Linked DNA regions of Homo sapiens: all the other regions are linked to region 1. The links are chromatin contacts, found by Hi-C or POLR2A ChIA-PET in ENCODE. All regions are on one chromosome and are shown on one strand. Each heading gives the region's core, a stretch centred on a gene start or an enhancer-like site at or near the end of the contact. The rest is flanking DNA. Distances are from core to core; before and after follow the strand shown. Region 1 overlaps ARMC9 (armadillo repeat containing 9). Region 2 has its middle 18 kb from the start of GPR55. Region 3 overlaps ITM2C (integral membrane protein 2C). Region 4 holds the start of GPR55 (G protein-coupled receptor 55).

Region 1 (3,095 bases), core at 180-2,679:
GGCAGGGCTATGCTGTCCCTGAATCCTAGGGGAGGATCCTTCCTTTCCCCTCCCAGCTTCTTGTAGCCACGGGTGTTCTGTGACTGTGGCAGCATCATTCCAGTCTCTGTCTCCATTGTCCCATGGCCGTCTTCCTTCTGTGTCTGTGTCTAAATTTTCTTCTTCTTGTAAGGACATATTGGATTAAGGTCATATTGGATTAAGGACACACCCTACTCCAGTGTGACCTTATCTTAACTTTAATTACATCTGCAACGACCCCATTCCCAATGACCTCATGTTCTGAGGTACCAGGGGTTAGGACTTCAGCATGTATTTTGAGGGAACACAGTTCAATCCATAATAACACACACCTTATAAACAAAGTTATCATGCAGTATCAGGGAATTACACAATTTTTTAAAAATATAAGAACTCTCTGGTCGGGCATGGTGGCTCATGCCTGTAATCCCAGCACTTTGGAAGGCCAAGGCAGGTAGATCACTTGAGGTCAGGAGTTCGAGACCAGCCTGGCCAACATGGTGAAACCCCGTCTCTACCAAAAAAAAAAAAAATACAAAAATTAGCCAGGCTTGGTGACCCTCGACCCAGCTACTCAAGAGGCTGAGGCAGGAGAGTTGCTTGAACCTGGGAGGCGGTGGTTGTAGTGAGCATAGATCGAGCCACTGCACTCCAGCCTGGGTGACAAAGCAAGACTCTGTCTCAAAAAAAAAAAAAAAAAAGAACTTTCTGCTCATCTGGCAGTATTTTTTCTAGAAATCAGATGACATGCTGGCTAGAATGATTGGGTGGGGGTGGGAGGCATGGAGGAGGGTACAGAGCTGGAGAGGCAGAGACAGTGGGGAAGGATGGAAAGGTCTGAGGGCCATGGGGCAGCATCTAAGAGGATGGTGGGTATGAATTTTTAGTGGCTTCGCTGCATTTTTGTGGAACTTCTTGGTTTGGGTGGAAGATATTTCTGTATAAAGAGTATAAGGAAAATTGTCCTGAGACAAAGATTGTTACTTGTTATGTTTTTTCTTATTTAAGTCATTAATTTTTTCTTCTTGATGAGCATTATTTGAGATAAATAATTTGTTTTTAAAGGACAAATCATGCTAAGACTATATCATAATTCTTGACATGGTGGGGTATTTGTGGCAGAAAATAGCTTCTGTCCTTTTTTCTTATCTAGACGAGGTTTGTGGAAATGAGTCCCTTTCTTGGGGAGACTCTCAGTAACTTAGTGATAATTGTTTATGTTACGCCTCCCAGTGCTGTGCGTGCCTAGACTGTACTGAACTATTTTTGGTATGCAGCCTAATAAGGTTCCTTGTCACGACTGTGTTTAAATCACATGAAATACTCAAATCATGTTCAGGGTTATTTTTTCCCTGTTTATGAAAGAACTCTATTTTTTCTTCCTACTGTGGGCACTTGAATCTTCTGTAAATGAGTTGGTCAGATGTCCTAAGACCTGTTTTTCACAGCCTCACGTCACTGGCATTTTGGTTTTGGTTTCAATCACTGTGCAGGGTTTTTTAGCCTAATGACCTCAACTTGATGATGCTATTGGTACTTAGTAATCTAATGTTTGTATTTTTGTTCCCTTTTTTCTTTAGGATTCCTGGACTCCAGAGTTAAAGTTGAAGTTGATAAAGTTTCTAGCTTTAATATCTAAAGCCAGCAACACGCCAAAGCTTTTAACAATATATGTATCCTTTTGAAGCAAATAGAGACCACCTATGGTTTTAGAGCAGATTTTATTTAGAGTTGCACGCTGGCTTAGGTTTATTGAGGTTGCCTCATTAAATCGGGATAATTAATAGTGTTGCTTTCATATTTACAAGGTCAATGAATCATTAATGGCAGGGCCTATAGAGATCAACTTCTATATCATTGGATCTCTGAGACTTTCTTTTTGGCAAGGTCTTATTTTGATGTCACGTGGCTAGAAGTTGTCTTGGTAGAAAAGAAAGTTTACCTTCTTGTAAAAGAATTCCTTGGGATAATTGTCCCTTTGCAGAATGTCACTTAACCACTTTTAAGCCCTTCAGGCCATGGCATATGGATCGGGTGACCATCTAACTTGTCATTCAAATTGGGACTTCTTTTTAAATAACTTTATTGAGGTGTAAATTTACATACCATAAAATCTACCCATGGTAAGTGTACAATTTAATGCTTTTTGGCAAACGTACAGAGCTGTGCAGTATCACCACAGTCCAGTTCAAACTGGGACACTTTTGAAAGTAAAAAGGGGCACTAACTGGACAAAGTACCAGGGTGACAGGTGTAAATAGAGCCTGTTTCAGAAAGAGCAGAACGTTAGGTCACCCAACCCATGGAAGACTAATTTCCCAAAGGTTATTAGTTTTTAAAGACAAGTATCTCCTTTTACTTGGAATAAAAATGTATCCAAAGTTATTTCATAACAAGAACATAATGTTTTGAATGGTAAAATTGGTCACTGTTTAGTTTAATTTCATGAAAAATTTAGGCTACTTTGCTGCGTAATACCTTCTGCTTCCTTTCTAACTCCAAAGCATTTGACTTTCTTGACCTAATTGAGGTTTTATTTGTCACTAGGACTCCATGCCACATTTCTACTTGAGCTTCCTAAGCCTTCCCTGTTGCCTGTATTCAAATTCCTTAGCCTGGCCTGAGCCGAACGGACTGATCTACAGCTCTCGTCTCTGCCTTTATATCCTTAAGGCTTTTGTTTAAATTCTTCTGTTTGCCTACATACCACGATGTTTGCATATCCAAACCTTTTCCTTCCTAGAGTTCCATATACAGTGATTTTCAGTGAAACTAGAACTTTTCCAACTTGACTTATAATTATTTGAATACGCTTTAAAAAAGCATTTCTCAGCTTAATTTTTTTTTTTCTTGATACTGCTCCTTGTGGAACAGGGCTACCCCATAGGCAGTGTGCCCAGAGTAGCTCAGCTTAATAATTATGGGTGCCAATATGTTAAGAATCTAATCAAAATGATTTACATGGTAAATTATATTAGTTATATTAAAAATATATTAGTATACTCAAAACAGTACCTGACTGGGCCCCGTGGCTCACGCCTGTAATCCCAGCACTTTGGGAGGCTAAGGCGGGA
Region 2 (3,120 bases), core at 414-2,913, 280 kb before region 1:
CAGTGACTCCCTGTCCTTCAGGTCTCAGGTTGAACGTCACTCCCCCAGGGAGGCCTTCCCTGATCTCCAGCTCAACTCGGGGTCCCCTTTATCAGCTCATGTCATGCCTTCATCTTCCTCCAAAAGTTGTGCTTTTTAAATATCTTAAACATTAAAATATTTCAAGTATTTGTTTGATATCTATTTGCATCTTACATTGTAAGATCTAAGGGATCCTGTCTGCTCTCTTTAAGAAATATTTGATGAGTTATTGACTGATCATTGAGAGATGGCCCTTTGTTCTCCAGCCCAGGGGTCCTGGACATTCTGGGATCCAGAGTGCAGGGGAGCCTGATGCCCGGGGTAGTGGCCCCCTCTGAGCTACCCTCCCTGTGATGGGGGCTATACTGGGCCTTTTCTTTTCTGAGCAATTTCAGAAAACATTTTGAGATTAAAGTGAATGTGACACAGACCAGAAGGGGCAGGAAGGACACTGTCAGAACCAACAGAACAGCAAGAATACGTTCAGAGGGGCCACCCCCACACTCACACTCCAGGGCTGGGCAGACCCCTGAGAATGCCAGAAGATCACAGAAAGGGGGCCCAGGACAGAGGCAAGGGCCTGCCTCCTTCTTCTGCCTCCTTCTCCTGCCTCAGCCGGGCCTCCTGGCCCTGCCTCCCTCAGGGAGTGTCCCCAGCAGAGCAGCTGAGAGAGAGAATTACTTAGTCCTCAGGGGCAGGAGTCCCAGACCAACCCCACAAGGGACCCAGCCACTGCCCTCCAGCCTCCATTCCCCACTCAGGCCCCCAGGACGTTTTGCAGGAAGGGCCAATGGAGGGCAGGTGGAAGAGGCAGGTGTGGGGGGAGAGCGGCAGGGGGCAGTAGAGCATCTGCCCTGGTGGCTGGAGGCCAGAGAAAGGCCAAAAGGGAGGTCAATGGCACAGGAGGAGTGAAGAGCAGAGAGGGAGGCCAAGCCAAAAGAGCAGAGGGAGGGTGGGCCATGGGGGAAGGGACTTCAGGGGGCTGCAGGGTGGCAGGGTCCAAAGGCCAGGGGCAGCCAGTGGGAGATGGGAGCTTGGCTGTTTGAGAAGGGCCCGATGGGGAGGGTGGGCACCAGACCCAGAAGAAGGAACCCCCCACTCTCCACCCCCACCCCCATCCACAAGAATGGGGTAAGGGGGAAGAGACACGGAAGGGGCAGGAGAAGGGGCAGGCTAGGGAGAGCTGGGTGAAAGCAGACCAATTTTTCCTTCATCATTGCCAATGAACAGAGTGAGAGCACGACCCTGGGGCTCTGAAGTCAGAGTTCCATCCTGCTTCTGTTCCCCTAGGATTTGTCCTTGTGACCTGAAGAGAAGAGAAGAGAAGAGAAGAGGAGAGAAGAGACGAGAAGAGGAGAGAGGAGGGAGAGAGAAAAGAGAGAGAGAGGAGAGAAAGAGAGAGAGAGGAGAGAAAGAGAGAGAGAGGAGAGAGAGAGCGCTCTCTGTAGCACAACTGTGCCCATTGTAGAGAGGTGGAAACTGAGGCCCCAGCAGAGGCCATCCCGGGCAGTGCTTGGACTAGAGCCAGGTCAAGGCCCATCTACATCCGGAGCCATCCCCTGTTAGCAGGACAGCATCCTGGCTGGCTCCCCGCCCCCAGACTGCCCGAGAGCTTGGCTGGCTATTGCCTTCCAGAGCAGCCCCTCCTTCCTGTGCACCTCCTCTCCTCTCCCACTAGCCAGCCCCTCCGTGGAGGGCCAAGAAGCCCAGCCAGCCCTGGGCATGGGTGCTAAGAGATGTCTGGGCTCAGGAATTTCCTGGCAGGAGCAGCAGTGCCCATGTTTGTCTCCGGGCATCCCCAGCTGGGGGGCCAAGCAAGAGAGGCAACAATGCCAGAGTAGGTCACGGAGCAAGAGCCTGGAGAGCTAAGAGCTATCCCCGTCCAGGGTCTGATGGAGTTTGGGTGTTGTCCCCTCTAAATCTCATGTTGAACTGTCATCCCCAGTGCTGGAGGCGGGGCCTGGTGGAGGGGGTTGGATCATGGGGGTGGATTTCCCATGAATGATCTTGCGCCCTCCCCTTGGTGCTGTCCTCTCAGCAGCGAGTTCCTTCTTGCGAGATCTGGCTGTTTGAAAGTGTGCGGCACCTCCCCACCCCTCCTCTGCTCCCACTCTGGCCATGTGAGATGCCGCTTCCTCTTCGCCTTCTGCCAAAATTGCAAGCAAGGTCTCATCAGAAGCAGGGCAGATGCCGGCACCACACTTCATATAAAGTCTACAGAACAGTGAGCCAATTAAACCTCTTTTCTTTATAAATTATCCAGCCTCAGGTATTTCTTTATAGCAACATAAGAATGGCCTAACACAGGGTCTGTCTTAGGAAGGGGCCCTCGGGCTGTCCCTCTTCTCCCTGGCCCTAGCCCAGGAGGAGGACCAGCAAGAGTAGTGAAGTGAGAAGCCTCTCCATGAAGATGCCTTCTGCCATTCATTACACACACAACAGCATCTTGGTCCCAGATGCCGGGTCCCAGAGAGGACCTCAAGGAGACTTCCCAGGAAATTACCCACCACTGGACATTGGACAGGGCAAAGCTGTGGTGTGGAAAGGGGCAAATCCACATCCCTCCAACGTGTGCCCACATGACTGTCCCGGGGGCTTCCATGAGCTTGATGACCCAGAAGCTATGGTCCTGCACACGTGAGTCTGTGACCTGACAGCTGTGCCTGCTTCACCAGTGTAGAGACTTGGATCCCCAGGCAAACCCCAGAAGTGTGGAAGGGAAGGGGAGAAAGCCTGTGGAGGGAGGTGGAGGAGCCGTGGTTTCCAGTAACCATCGCTGGTTAGTTCAGAGGGAAATGTCCACAACAGAGATGACTGTGACACCCGGCACAAGATTTAATTCTCAGAGTGAAAACGAGAATGCCGTGTCTCTGGGAGCCCCCGGAGAATGACTCAACAGTGACGTCCTACAGCATGATTTGCTTTAACTGAAGGTGAAGAGAATCTTTCAGGAGTGGAGAGAATATAACTGAATGCTTTGTCACAAATTTACTTTGATCTCATGTACCCCGTAAATACAGACACCTACTATGTACCAGAAAAATTAAAAATAAAAATAACAAATTCACATTCCGCTTGTTCATCCTGATTCTTCAGGCC
Region 3 (3,523 bases), core at 823-3,322, 350 kb before region 1:
GGGCTTTTAGGTTCTTTGTCTCGTTTAATCCCAGCAAAACCCCTGTCACGCAGAGTCTGTCCACATTTTGCATGGGAGACCCGAGAAGGGGGAGGTTGCAGGGCCCCGCTGGGCCTGTAGCCCCACTTGACCCCTAAATACAATCTGAGCCCTGGTGTTTGTTGTGTCCCGAGGGCAGATTTCCCAGCTGCTGTAGGCAGCCTGGCCTGTGTCAGGGTCAGCCACCTTTCCTTAAGACCTGCTCAGGAGCGCCAGAGGGGCAGGAGGGCATCCCTGGTGCCTGGTTTGCAAGAGCTCCTGGGTGGTTCGATCCCTGGGAGATGCCAACGGAAGGTGTCACCCCCGTCTCTTGCTGCTCCCGGGAGTCCATTGGAAAACCAAAGCCATTTAGTCCCAACCCCCTGTGGCCAGCAGCTGTTCCTGAGGGCCCTGTGCACTGTGGCCATGCCCGTCACTTGCTGGTGACCTTGGTTAGTGCCCCTGGCTGCTGAGGAGATGACAGTGGGCAGGTGGTCCATATGATCACGGGACCCCTAAAGCAGGGCAAGGTGGGGAGAGGCCCCGGCCTCCTCATGGGCCAGGCAGTGCGGGCAGTGGTTTGACCTCCCACACCCACCCAGCAGGCTCCCTTGCGGGCAGACTTGAGTGTGAGGGTGCAGGACAGGCAGGGGCACCCCATGGTGAGGATGCTGGGGGCCTGCTGACCTGCTCACGCATGTCCGCAGTGAAGGGGGGGTCCTCCAGACATTTTCTGTCCTTTTCCTAAGCAGGGCGGGTCAGACCCTCAGCTCCCCAGGGCCCAGGCCCCACACTCCCCTGTGCTCTAAAAGGGTGGGAGGTGAAACCTGAGGAGCGAAGCAGGCGCCCCCAGGGCAGGACCCCTGTGCTGTGCTGAGAGATAGGGCCTGTCCTGAGTCACTTAGGCCTGAACCACCCCCCTCCAGGGGGAAGGGAGAAAGGAAATCTGTTCCCATCCCAGAACGCCTGGCCGGAAAGGGCCTGAGAGGTCACTTGGTCTGACCTGCTCATTTTGCAGATGGGGAAGCCGAGGCCCAGAAAGTGCTAAGCAGGCAGGTAGTGGCAGAGCCAGAATGAGAAGCTTCAGGCTCTGGGGCTGGATCCCCTCCTCTCCCCAATACTGCGGCAGTCCGCAGGGACTGACCTCTAACCTCACTCTTGGCCGTATGTGGACACCACGGAGGAAGGATTAAATGGTGAACATTGGAGGCAGAGACTGGCCCCGGGGCTTTTGCATTATCTCCAAGGGTGAGCAAGGGCCCGGGGGAAGGCATAGGAGGTAGGGAGGAGAAGAGACAGGAAATTGACCAAGCTCACCTGGCTGGCTCTCGTCAGTGCTCTGGGTAAAGCAGTTTTGTTGAATTTTATACTCACACACCTACGTCCACCACCCCACACATGTGTGGCCTGGAGATGGGTTAGGTTGGCTTCTTGGCAGCCCTGCAGCTATGATCTTGAGCCCAATTCTGGCTCCCAGAGCAGATTTTTCCAGGATCCTTCTAGCCTGGCCTTCCGGACAGCCACATTTCTCTCCTGGCAGGAGCTCCCTGGTGGATGGAAGCTTCCGGGCTTCATCCTGTAGCTGTTACACCACTTGTAACAGCCTGCTTGACTGCCGGTCGGTGCCTGTGGGGGGCCAGTGTGGATCACAGGCCTAGAGCTCCCTGGCTGGGGACAAGCACCCATGCCCAGACCCCATGGGGCTCCTGGAGCCCCTGCCCCCATCAGTCACAGCCTCCTTGGTGGAGTTGAGCAGCCTTTACACAGCCTGCCCACCTCCTATTGTCCTCATTTTAGTCTACCCTCTGCACCTTGGTTTTAGAGTGGATCTTGTCACTCCCCAGCTCAAAAGCCTTCCCGGGCTCCCCATCGTCCAGAGCAGCAGCTCCCAGCCTGCCTGGTGTGTCTCAATTCCTACAGAGATTTCTAAGTCCCTAAAGTCACCGAGGCCAGGTCGGCACATCCCCTATCTTCTGTTTGAAAGAATATACCACGGTCACGGCTGGTATAAGCAAGAGGCCTAAGAGCTCAGATAACTCAAAATGCACCTGCTGAACCCACTGCATCTCTTTCGGTGGCTTCCAGGTGTGTCTTGGTTTCTCTTTCGAGGTGTGTCTCCTTTTCTCTTTCGAGGTTTGTCTCGGTTTCTCTTTAGCCAGGACGAGTCCGGGTGACCCTGGTGGGCCTTCCTTTCCCTTCTAGGTGTCATCTCCTTCCCTCCCTTTCCCCCAAGACTCCCTCCGGGCCCAGCCAGCAGGTGAAGCCTGACTTAGGGAAGGGGGGATTTCCAGGGGAGGGGCCCTGGCCCCCACTGACCCAGCATTGCTATCCACAGGAGGAGCAGCCCCCACAACATCGATCCAAGAGGGGGGGCTCAGTGGGCGGCGTGTGCTACCTGTCGATGGGCATGGTCGTGCTGCTCATGGGCCTCGTGTTCGCCTCTGTCTACATCTACAGATACTTCTTCCTTGCGCAGGTGAGGGGCCGGGCCAGGTAGGGGCAAGGCCTCGAGAAAGGGTCATGTCTAGAGAGGCATGGAGGGAAGTGTCTGCAAGGGGGCAGCAGGAAGCCCCAGACATGCCCTCAGGTGGGAGCGAGTGCCCGGCCAGCCCACAAGACTGGGGTGCCCCCTCCTCCTTGGGGCCTCCTTGGATGCAGGCCAGTCCCACATTTAGCCCCTTGTCCTGGGGAGCCAAGCATGAATCCGGGTGACAGCACTGGGCCCGCCCCACAGGGTCACCCTGGGGAATTCTCACCAGAAACTCAGATCTGGCAGAAACTGGAACTGTGATCCCCCTCCACAGCTCAGACCCTGCACCTGCAGGTCACGCTTTAAGGCTGACCTAACTGTGCTTGTGCATGGACATTTGGGTTACCAAACAAGAGAGGGAGAGGGGTGGGTACAGAGAGTCTCCACCACCTCCTTCCAGAAGCAGGAGTGTGTCCTTGCTGCCAACTATCATCCCCCTCCCCGGGGGACCTGGGCACAAAGCTGGGCCAACCCAGACCTGGGAGGGAGGGAGTGTCGCTGTGTGCTTGGAAATGAAAGTAGGTAAATTAAAAGGATAAACCTACGTACAACTCACAGAGAACCTCAGGGTGACAAAGAGGTGGGACTTGCCAGTCATTTATGACCCAAGTGACCTCCCACTCCTAAGCGTTTAACTTTGTTGTCCCCCAGTTTTTCCACGATGGAAATTGCTGAAGAGTTTGCATTCACGGGGCTTTCCCCTTGAAAGCTCAGCTCACATACACCCATCACCTTCCTTTCTGTGCAGCATCCCCCTGCCCCGCCCCACTCCCTCCATGGCCTGCGTCCCCCTCGTTCCAGGGTCCTGTGTGGGACCTTCCCACAGGCCTCTTCCTGTTGTGGCCCTACCCTAGGACCTGGGCCAGCATTTCCTGGTCCCCTCTGTTCCACCCTCGACTCACACCCTTCTCCCCACACCCCAATTCGTTGTGTGGACACCTCCCAGCAGCCCCTGGGTCTGTGCCCTGGGACAGT
Region 4 (3,445 bases), core at 807-3,306, 300 kb before region 1:
CCTACCTTTCTTCCCTCTGTGGCCTGGACTTTCCAGAGAACACAAGCAACAAGAAGATCACAACCCTAAGGAGGGTTGCAACTGAGAAGGTGGCCCTTCCTGCAGCTGCCAGGCTGTTATCTGCACAGAGCATTGCAGCGTGAGCCACCTCAGAGATGGCAGGGCCAGAGCCTAAAAAAGCAGCATTGGCACAGCCGCAGGGATGGATTTGAGGAGCCCTGGAATACTCCCCCAAAAATGCCGCAGTTAGAATACACAGCGTATCCACCAGTAACACCATAGTGTGAATAAAGTCATCCGCCTGTGCCTGAGCTGGGCTTCTGGGGGCCACGATAGAAGAAGGAACAGGACACAGAGGGGACAGAGCACATGACCACAATCTCCCCAATGCCTGAATGTTGCTGGAGCTTGGGCTGGGGGGTTGGAGTGGGGCTGGGAGAGGGGAGGGGCCGGCTTGGGGACGTGAAAGGTGGCCAGCAGTGTGCTCAGTGATCTACGATGGGAACTCAGGACACTCCTAGGAGATTGCCCTAATTATGCCCATTTTACAGATAAGGACAGTAAGGCTTAGAGATGTTAAAGATTCTACCCAAGGTCAAAAAGGCCGTGAGGGACCAGCTGGAACTCATGTTCTGAGTCTCTCCTCCTCGCTCACCCTGGCCCCCATCAGCATCACAAGCAAGAGCATCTGGGATCCAGGAGTTGCCAAGCCCCCTCCTCACTTCTTTGCATGCTCATGCTCCTCTTTCTCCTTGGACTCTCTCCTCCACTGCTAAAAATCCCACCTCTTCCTTGAAATGCCCACTTCCCAGGTTCACCCACATCATCTGATGTGGTTTTCCCAGTGCAGTCCTGAGTGGGTGCCTTGAAAAGTCCTCTGTGTATCCCAGGGGGAGCGTGTCCCTGCTGTCCTCCAGCAACCCCAGGACCAGGACCATGTCCCTTTCACCTTTATCACCGAGCCTCACATACAGTTTGTCGTTGGGAAGGTCTTATTGCATGAAAGAGGGGGTGAAGAAATGACGGAACAAATGGCCAGGTCTGCTGCAGCTCCACAGTGACTGGTGCTCCCTTTACAGCTGGGACAGCCGCTCAGAACCAAAGGCAAACCTTGCCTTCCACAGAGCTGTGGGCGGCACTTTGCCCTGCCCTGTCCTCTCATCCCCACTGCCTCGGGCAGCACAAAGCCCAGGTGAAGCCAGGCCAGCCAGACATGTCCTGACTTTGTGTTCTCACTCTCAGGGAAGAATCTAGAATGTTCAGGGTTCTAAGTGCTGCTGTGTCTTCCCGCCCAGCCTCTCCAAGAGACACTTGGCTAGGGTTAGAGAACAATGCAGCTATAATGTAGGATAGCAACCAGGGCTTTCCTCTCCATCATTTACTGCCCTTGAGCGCCCCGTGAGGAAGAAACCGTGTATTGCCTCATGCCCCAGAGAGGTAAACGGAGGCTAGAGAAATTACGCAGCTGGTGAGTGGGTGAGCCTGGGCTCCCAGGCTCCTTCTGGTCCCCAGTAAGCACTTGCTCAGGGCTGCAGGATGATCCCTGAGAGTGTGTCATCTCGGGCGCTTGGTGGTTTCCCAACAAGATTCTGGGGAATGGGCGGCGGGCTTGGTGGAGGGCGGTGGCACGTGAGCTACATGCCCCGGGAAGGCTCCCAGGCTGCCTATGGGGAGGTTTCCCGACCCGACATGATGCTGCAACCCTGAGTCAGATCAGGAGGAAGTTGAGGGTTCGTAGAAAAATGTCACTCGTAATCGGGGACAAACCAGGTCTGCCTGCCGCTGCTGCTGTCACGGAGGCTGCCTGGAGGCTGCCGCTGCCCTGACACCTGGGACTGCTCGCTGAGTTGGGACAGGTGTGCACAAAGCCCAGGCCCACACAAGCCCCACTGATCTTAGGAGAGTTACCTGCAGTCCACAAGAGCAAGGTCAGGTTGGAGGCTCCGTGCCTTAGTTTCTCTAAATGGCCCAGAGGCTGTTACCTGTTGGTGGTCCGGTGCAGCTGAGAGGGCTGAGAGATGTCATTTCTCCTCCAGGCCTGGCTGTCAGCCTGTTCTGGGGAGAGTCACTTCCCCTCTCTGGGTCTCGACTTCCTTGTGAGTGAAATAAAGGGGTGGGACCAGATGCTCTTTGAGCCGCTCCAGTGTCACCCTGTCTGGCTTAGGGGCTCTTGCTCTGGGGTCTACAGAGAGGCTGTGTGGAACTAGAGTGTGGACATGGGGAGCAGTTTCCAGGAGGAGGGTCTACACTCTCCCGCCCTCTTGGAAGATCTGCACGCCCCCCTCCCGCAGCTCCAAAAAACAAAACAAAAAACCAAAAAGCCAAAAATCACACTGCATGTGTCAAGCCCTGGGAAGCCTCTGGAGGAGGAAGCCTCCTACGCACCCCAGACACCCTAACAGGGGCACCACACAGGGGCAGCCATTCTCAGCACCTGCCAAGGGCCGTCGTGGCTTCCAGCACTTTGGGGGTTTAGGATTTGAAACTGCTGCCCACAGAAAGGAAAGGAAGGTGGTGCTATTTAGTACTTGCAGGTTAGGACTTGCGTGCCTAGCGTCGGAGGAGACCTCAGCCACTGCATGTGTGTCTGCAAGAATGGTCAGTGGGGCCCCACAGGTTCCCCAGCCTCGGCTTCTCTGTCCCAGGCCTGCACAGAGATTTGGGGCAGCCTTGGGCCTGTGGCTTCCTAGGGCCCTGCAAGCAGAGATTTCCCTGGCATCTCCCACCTTCAGGGCTGGGAGGGCTGAGACTCACCCGTGGGCCTGGGTGGCTCTTAGCTGGGAGCCCTCATAGATTCCAGCCCATCAGGAAAGTCTGGGCTGAAACTACCCCGGCAGATGCAGCTCTCATGCCCTGGAGGTGCTGGGAGGCCCTGTCGGAGGACCAAACACAAGCAATTTTTAAAAGCTATGCGTGCTGGGACTTTCAGGTGTCTACAGGAATAGAAACTACTCCTGGGTTTTTTGGATGATTCATCCAACACATGGGTCCCCTCTGTAAATAACACCTTGCAAGTCACTGCAGGGGAACCACCTGGCCCTCTGGAGCTGGGTCTTCCCACTGTCTGGTGAAGAGGTTGATGGAACCATGACAACTTTTAAGCTCTCACCTGGGCTTGTGCGATGGGCAGTGCCAAGTCCACTGCCTGCTCCAGGCCGTGGAGCCCCAAGCTGGCCTGGGTGCCAAGACAGGGCACAGGGCAGTCCTGCCCCCAGCGAGGCCCCCCTACTGGGCCACCAGCCCAATCTAAGCCAAAGGCTGGCTACTGGGCAAGGGGGGGCAGCCAGGCCCGCACCCTGGGTGCGGGAGGAGGCCAGGAGCCTGCTGGGACAGTAGCAGGGAGGAAACACACCGGTGTCTGGCACCCACCTCCATACCCAGAGCCTGCAATGTGAGGCCCCAGGAAGGCATCCACACTGAGTGGCCTGCAGGGAGCAGTGTCTCT

What was found. Hi-C counts contacts between places; a loop is a spot of excess contacts on that map. ChIA-PET counts read pairs that join two places held with the same protein, here RNA polymerase II (POLR2A). Pooled maps may share reads with other maps.
Region 2: a pooled map shows a loop between it and region 1 (2.7-fold over the local background). The contact joins two enhancer-like sites. A Hi-C loop is called at or near these places in 4 of 37 single-sample maps with no recorded cell type and 3 of 50 pooled maps. POLR2A ChIA-PET finds 5 or more read pairs at or near these places in 2 of 52 experiments (GM10248 and WTC11).
Region 3: a pooled map shows a loop between it and region 1 (4-fold over the local background). The contact joins two enhancer-like sites. A Hi-C loop is called at or near these places in 4 of 37 single-sample maps with no recorded cell type and 4 of 50 pooled maps. POLR2A ChIA-PET finds 5 or more read pairs at or near these places in 3 of 52 experiments (A673, GM12878 and H1).
Region 4: a loop to region 1 is called in a pooled map, with 5 times the contacts of the local background. The contact joins the promoter of GPR55 here to the enhancer-like site in region 1. A Hi-C loop is called at or near these places in 3 of 37 single-sample maps with no recorded cell type and 2 of 50 pooled maps.

Annotation. Positions count from the first base shown.
Region 1 is chr2:231,221,127-231,224,221 of GRCh38, forward strand. It overlaps ARMC9 (armadillo repeat containing 9), which reads left to right. Exons shown (of 25, transcript NM_001352754.2): 6 at 1,602-1,694. Among named protein-coding and RNA genes, the nearest start is that of ARMC9, 24 kb to the left of the region's middle. RefSeq lists an enhancer at 1,314-1,613. Within about 2 kb of position 1,430, at least 5 of the 41 ENCODE cell types and tissues checked have a DNase peak (open chromatin) inside an H3K27ac peak, as active enhancers do; they include GM12878, where a contact is called at or near this core.
Region 2 is chr2:230,941,673-230,944,792 of GRCh38, forward strand. It overlaps a transcript of GPR55 not described here. Among named protein-coding and RNA genes, the nearest start is that of GPR55, 18 kb to the left of the region's middle. RefSeq lists enhancers at 717-766, 1,697-1,906, 2,217-2,436. Within about 2 kb of position 1,664, at least 2 of the 41 ENCODE cell types and tissues checked have a DNase peak (open chromatin) inside an H3K27ac peak, as active enhancers do.
Region 3 is chr2:230,871,064-230,874,586 of GRCh38, forward strand. ITM2C (integral membrane protein 2C) reads left to right here. Exons shown (of 6, transcript NM_030926.6): 2 at 2,354-2,494. Among named protein-coding and RNA genes, the nearest start is that of ITM2C, 7.9 kb to the left of the region's middle. RefSeq lists enhancers at 1,728-2,267, 2,468-2,787 and a silencer at 3,148-3,217. Within about 2 kb of position 2,073, at least 6 of the 41 ENCODE cell types and tissues checked have a DNase peak (open chromatin) inside an H3K27ac peak, as active enhancers do; they include GM12878, where a contact is called at or near this core.
Region 4 is chr2:230,923,186-230,926,630 of GRCh38, forward strand. It overlaps GPR55 (G protein-coupled receptor 55), which reads right to left and starts at 2,057. Exons shown (of 2, transcript NM_005683.4): 1 at 1,983-2,057. RefSeq lists enhancers at 1,402-2,190, 1,754-1,873, 1,994-2,043, 2,864-3,093 and a silencer at 3,314-3,445.